2 separate regions of the Homo sapiens genome follow, and region 1 is linked to region 2. Evidence: read pairs that join two places in POLR2A ChIA-PET (ENCODE). Cell type or tissue: GM12878. All regions are shown on one strand. Links, peaks and the distances in the headings refer to the core of each region. The heading gives the core; the rest is flanking DNA. Region 1 overlaps LINC02608 (long intergenic non-protein coding RNA 2608). Region 2 has its middle 53 kb from the start of MIR3122.

What was found. ChIA-PET counts read pairs that join two places held together with the same protein. Peaks named below come from ENCODE experiments on the same cell type or tissue, not always from the same donor. Only the 100,000 strongest peaks of a DNase experiment are listed, where the experiment ranks them.
Region 1: POLR2A ChIA-PET joins it to region 2 with 11 read pairs; 5 of 35 experiments call an interaction of 5 or more read pairs at or near these places.

What each region holds. Positions count from the first base shown.
Region 1 is chr1:212,236,354-212,239,269 of GRCh38, reverse strand. LINC02608 (long intergenic non-protein coding RNA 2608) reads left to right here. Exons shown (of 4, transcript NR_125984.1): 2 at 294-363. Among named protein-coding and RNA genes, the nearest start is that of LINC02608, 47 kb to the left of the region's middle. In GM12878, for the core only: no CTCF peak of the experiment used is centred there; a DNase peak (open chromatin) is centred at 1,434.
Region 2 is chr1:212,129,228-212,132,143 of GRCh38, reverse strand. No RefSeq gene overlaps it. Among named protein-coding and RNA genes, the nearest start is that of MIR3122, 53 kb to the right of the region's middle. In GM12878, for the core only: no CTCF peak of the experiment used is centred there; no DNase peak of the experiment used is centred there.

The sequences.
Region 1 (2,916 bases), core at 229-2,728, 110 kb before region 2:
AGTCCCTTTGCCTGTCTGACCCTGAGTTTCCTCATCTGAAAATGAGGAGATTAACACCTACTACAAAAGGTCACTGTGAAAACTAAACAAAATAATATATTAAAAAGCCTTTAGAAGAATGCCTGGTATAGAATAGGTAGTATTATGCCTCTGCTGGGAAGGTTTGTTTTACCTAGAACCACAGGAGTTTAAGGAGTGCTATAGGTCACTGATACCTGCAAGGACAAACTGGTGACTTCGGATACCCTGTTATTATTAGTTTACTCTTTAAGTGTTTTCGTCTCCTCCACCAGCTTGGCGAACTCCTTGAGGACATGGGCTTTGTTTTCTGTTCCATTTTACCCTCCACTGTGCCTTCGCAGGGTAAGCTCCTAATCTGTGATTGATTCTGCTGATTAGTGAGATTGTCTTTTCCTTGTTGAGCCAGCACAGCCAGTTTGAACCAGTGTAGTGGGCAGCTGGCCCGGCAGCCTAGCTCTCCTCCCTCCATGACAGCCTTCCAGAAGTAACTCTCCCTGGAAGGCAGGCAGAGCACAGCAGCCCTCAGCAGCAAGTGGAAGCTTTGTGTTCAACGCAGAGCCAGCCAAACTCTTGGGACTGGAAGTTGTCACCTATTGCAGTTTGCAGGCTTGAAAAAACATCCCCATCGAAGCTAACCCAGAACCTCCTACAGCATGTGCCAGGGCTGACAAAATGTAGAGGTGCAAGTCTGTTTTAGGGACTGCTTCCTTCAGGAAAGCCTGCTTCCTGAGAAGGCCTGAAGGACACGCCGTGGCTTCCCTCTCTGGTGTGTCCTGAGGCTAGAACCCCAAATAAAGGGAATGAAGTCATGAGGTCAGTGAAAGTTGTTGGTCCTTCTCACCGATTCAGTCCCTCCTGAACTTGCCTGCTGGCCTACCTAGGCCACCAAACATGGGCCTTGAATGCCTAATTGCCCAGCAGCTACCAAGACACGGTTTCACATAAGCTGGAGAGAGGCTCAGCTAAACAGGACAACTAGAGAGGAAGGAGATCCTGAGTAGCAGCAGCAAGTTTGGAGCTAAAGGTGTCAGAGCACAGGGATTCAAACTTTTTTTTTTTTTTTTAACATTCCTCTGTGCCAGGTATTAGACTGGGTGTGTTGCATAATAATATGCATAATAATAATATTAAAAGCTAAAACATAGTACACACCATCTGCCAATTACTATGCCAAGCATTTTACACATATTAACTCATTTAATCATTACCAAAAACCATTGAAGTAGGTAGTATTATTATCTCTATTTTACAGATAAAAAAACTGAGGCACAGTAATTTGTTTAAGGTCTCACAGCTACTAAATGGCACACCTGGACATGCACATAATTCTACTGTTATAATTTGAAACTGTCCCCTTTGAAACTCATGTTGAAACTCACTCTCCAGTGAAACAGTATCAGGAGGTGGGGCCTTTCAGAGGTGACTGAGTCATGAGGGCTCTGCCCTCATGATTGGATTGACTAGTCCATTCCTGGGTTAATGGATAATAGGTTATCATTGTGTGAGTGGGTTAGTTATCACAAGAGTGTGTCTGTTATAAAAAGCCAGGTTGGTTCTCTCTCATGAGCCCCCTCACCATGTGATGTCCCAAGCTGCCTTGGGACTCTGCAGAGGGTCCCCATAAGAGGAAGGCCCCGACTAGATGGAATCCTTTGTCCCTGGACTTCTCAGCCTCCAGAACTGTAAGAAATAAATTCCTTTTTTCTGCCTCAGCCTCCCAAGTAGCTGGGACTACAAGCTCCTGCCACCACACCCGGCTAATTTTTTGTATTTTTAGTAGAGATGGGGTTTCACCATGTTAGCCAGGATGGTCTTGATCTCCTGACCTCGTGATCCGCCTACCTCGGCCTCCCAAAGTGCTGGGATTACAGGCGTGAGCCACTGCGCCCAGCCAAATAAATTCCTTTAAAAAAAAAAGTACCTAGTCTCAGGGATTTAGTTATTGCAACAGAAAGCAGACTAAGACACCTACTGGAAAGCTTTTCAATTAAAGTCTAATATGATCATCTACACATGTATACATTTAATTCTCATAGTAAGTCTATAAGCTACGTTAATGTGGTCTCATTTTACAGATGAGAAAACTGATGGTCAGAGAGGTTAAATATGTTCAAGTTCCATAAGTAACAAGTGGTGAATATCATGCCAGTCCTGTGTGGCTCCACCACACCCTGACACAAAAAGAAGACCTTGCAAAAGAACAGGAAAATGCTTAGTGGGCTTAGGAAAGGAGGCCACTGCAAAACCACAAAAATTGGGAATATGCTACCCTGCAGGAGGTAGCACCCAGGCACAGCAAAGGGTGGAGGCTCCGGAACCAATCTGATTACTTGCCCCACTGCAACTTTCCAATCACACCAATTAGCCAGATTGATTTAAATCTGATAGTGGCAGATTTCTAAACGCCTTTTACAAAGGTGAACCTGGCAATGCTTAAAAACTGGCTCTAAATGCAGCCAAATCTCAAATAGAAAAATCTCCAAGCTTTACACTCTCTGCTCACTTTCTAAGCCACCTATTTTTTTTTTCTTTTCTTCTCTCCTTCCCAGTTAGGATAATTAAGATCTTAGAATCATAGACCTGGAAGTTTAGAGATGATTTAGCGCCCCTCTGCTTGCTTTAAGGCTACTTACTGCAACAGTTACCTCCCTCTGTATGTTTAAACCTTTTCTCCCTGACAGAAGAAGGTTTGCCCTTGTAAATGGGATTGAGTGATCAGCTAGTGGCAGAGCTATTTTAAGGCACCTGCCTGGAATCTCACAATGGAGGGTGATGCAGAAGGCACCTCCTTAAAGATGGCTTTGTCTACCGACCCCCTACTACCACCACCACCCACCCAGGTCCTCATTGGGGAAGGCCAGAGGATCTACTCTGCCTTTTCCAAACCTAAAGGAG
Region 2 (2,916 bases), core at 104-2,603:
CACCTCTCAGACCTCCTTGTCCCTAATCCAATCTTTCACCTTCCAGGACCCTGACTAATACAATCAAGCCATTCACCACAACCTATGAATCTTTGTACTTTTTACCTCATGCAACTTCTCTTTCCTCATCAATGAATGACAGATGCATAGGAGCAATGTCTACAGGGAAGATTTCCCCTTACCACTGTCTTTCAGAGCTGCCCTGAAATGGGCTGAGAGGCAGCGCCATTTGTGGCTGGACCCATCTGTGAACCAAGGCTGGTGCTTTTTCCTCCTCTATCAGCTGATCCTAAGGGACCACCCAGGTGGTCACAAGTGCGAGCTGCGGGAGAGGTGGTAGATGACATTGGTGTCTGGAAGCTACACTTCCTTTCCAACCTAGGCTCAAAGTCAACACAGCTTCATTACCATATTCAATTGGTAGAAACAATCATAAATTTTCCCAGATTAAAGGAGGATGGAATTAGACTCCACCTCTTGATGTGGGACTAGCAAGGTTGCAAGATTGGAACTATTGGTCCATCTTTGGGAAATACAATCTGTCACAAGGTCTCTCTACTCTGACTGGTCAGAACTTGAATGATCCCAGCCCTACATGAGCTCTAAGGATGTTTGGCTTCCATCTCCTCAGTCATTGTTCTTTCCCCAGCAGTTGTTCTTTGGCCTGGCCTTGTGGAGTGTCACCCTATGCATGCATTACTGGTATTCAGCTAGAGACTCAATGTTTTATACGGAGCTCTTTCTCTGTGTAGCTCACTCCTCACTGGTATTTTATCTAGCAAATTCTAGCTGATTTGGCTTCCCCATACTCCAGTCTCTGACTCCTCAACTCAGGAAGACCATGAGGCTCTTTCTGAGTTCTCCTTTCCTGTATTGAAATCTGGAAATTGTTTTCACAACTGTGGGTTCACCTCATTTTTTCCCTTCCCTGAGTGGTCAGTCCTGTACTGCCTTTTGTCTATGTCTGGAAATAGCTGTTTTGTGTGTTTGATCCAGCTTCTCAGTTGTTTAGCAGGAGAAAGTAACTCCTGTTTCAGTTATTTCTCCATAAGTGGAAGCAGAGTCTGAATATATTGTGAAAATAAAGCCAGTAGGGCTGGGCGCAGTGGCTCATGCCTGTAATCCTAGCACTTTGGGAGGCCAAGGCCTGTGGATCACTTAGGGTCAGGAGTTTGAGACCAGCCTGGTCAACATGGTGAAACCTCGTCTCTACAAAAAATACAAAAATTAGCCAGGTGTGGTGGTGCACACCTGTAGTCCCAGCAACTTGGGAGTCTGAGGTGGGAGAATTGCTTGAACCCAGGAGGCGGAGGTTGCAGTGAGCCAAGATGGCATCACTGCACTCCAGCCTGGGTGACAGAGCGAGACTCTGTCTGAAAAAATAAATAAATAAATAAATAAATAAATAAAGCCAATAGGATTTGGTTATGAGTTGGATATTGGTTGTAAGAAGAAGAAAGACACTAAGGATGACTTCAAGCTTTTGGCCTGAAACTGGGAGAGAGGCATGGCTATTACCTGAGGTTAGATCACATTTGGGGTTGTAAGGGTGGGTAAAATTAGGAACTCAGTTTTAAACATGTTAAATTTGAGATGCGTGTTAAACATCCCAGTGGAGATGTCAGCTTTGCAGTTGGATATACAGGCCAGGCATTCAGGCTGAAGGCCAGGCTAGAAACATAAAATCGGGAATTGTCTGTGTACGGCTGGTATTTGAGGCTGAGTCTTGATGAGCTCAATAAGAAAGTGAGTGTAGAGAAAAAAGATAGAAAAGATAAAGCCAAGCACTGAGCCCTGGGCACTCTAATATTAAGTTATTTGGAGAGATGAAGAGGAACTCTTGAGCTGTTTGTGCCAACTCTCCCAACCCATTGTCTCTTACACCCATGACTCTACCCACCCTGTCTGCTCGGTCAGCCTTCTCTTGCCACCTTTCTGGCACTGACTTCTGCTGACCTGCTTTGTTCTGTGGCCATCCAGCTCCAGGCCTGACCGATCAGTTCCAGGGCTGGTTCCGGGCCTTGGAAATGGACTCCATCAGGACTGGTTTTCCGCCAAAGTATAGCCTGGGAATAAGGCAAAAGGCCTGTGACTTCCAGAGTGAGCAGAGCCTTGGCCGGAAGCCCTTGCCAGTCCGTGGTGATGCCTCTCACATTGAGAGCTCCAAAGAACAGGAAAAGGCAGATATATCACCCTAGACAGAGCAAGTAGTTTTCTTTTTTGCCTCAGATTCCGTCCTGGACAATGTTCTGGTGTGGTTGCTTAGTAGTTGCACTCCATGTTATTGACCTCAAAAGATTAAGTGTACATTCCAAACATCCCCAGTTTCCCTATAGTAATTTATTACTGACTGGATAGTAGTAATTAATGTTAGCATTATTCATCCTGTCAAATCATATGTAAAAAGAACCAAATGAGGACGTTTATTGCAGTGCTATTTATAAAGGTAAAAATATTAGAAACTACCTAAATAACCAACAATGGAGGACTAAGTAAATAAGTTATGACAAATCCATAGTATGCACTTAGTAAAATAATTTTGCAGATATGGGAGATGTTTGTAATATGTTGCAGATTTAAACTTTTTTTTTAACGAGATGAGGTCTTACTGTCACCCAGGCTAGAGTACAGTGGCACAATCATAGCTCACTGCAGCCTCAAACTGGGGCTCAAGTGATCCTACCACCTCAGCCTTCTGAGAAGCTGGGACTACAGGTGTGTGCCACCATGCCTGGCTAATTAAAAATATTTCTTTTTGTAGAGACAGGAGCGTCTCACTACATTGCCCAGTTTAGTCTCAAACATCCGGCCTCAAGCGATCCTCCCACCTAAGCCTCCCCAAGTGCTGGGGCTGGGATTACAGGCGTGAGCCACCACGCTTGGCAGATTTAAACATTTTAATGGAGCAGTACAGTG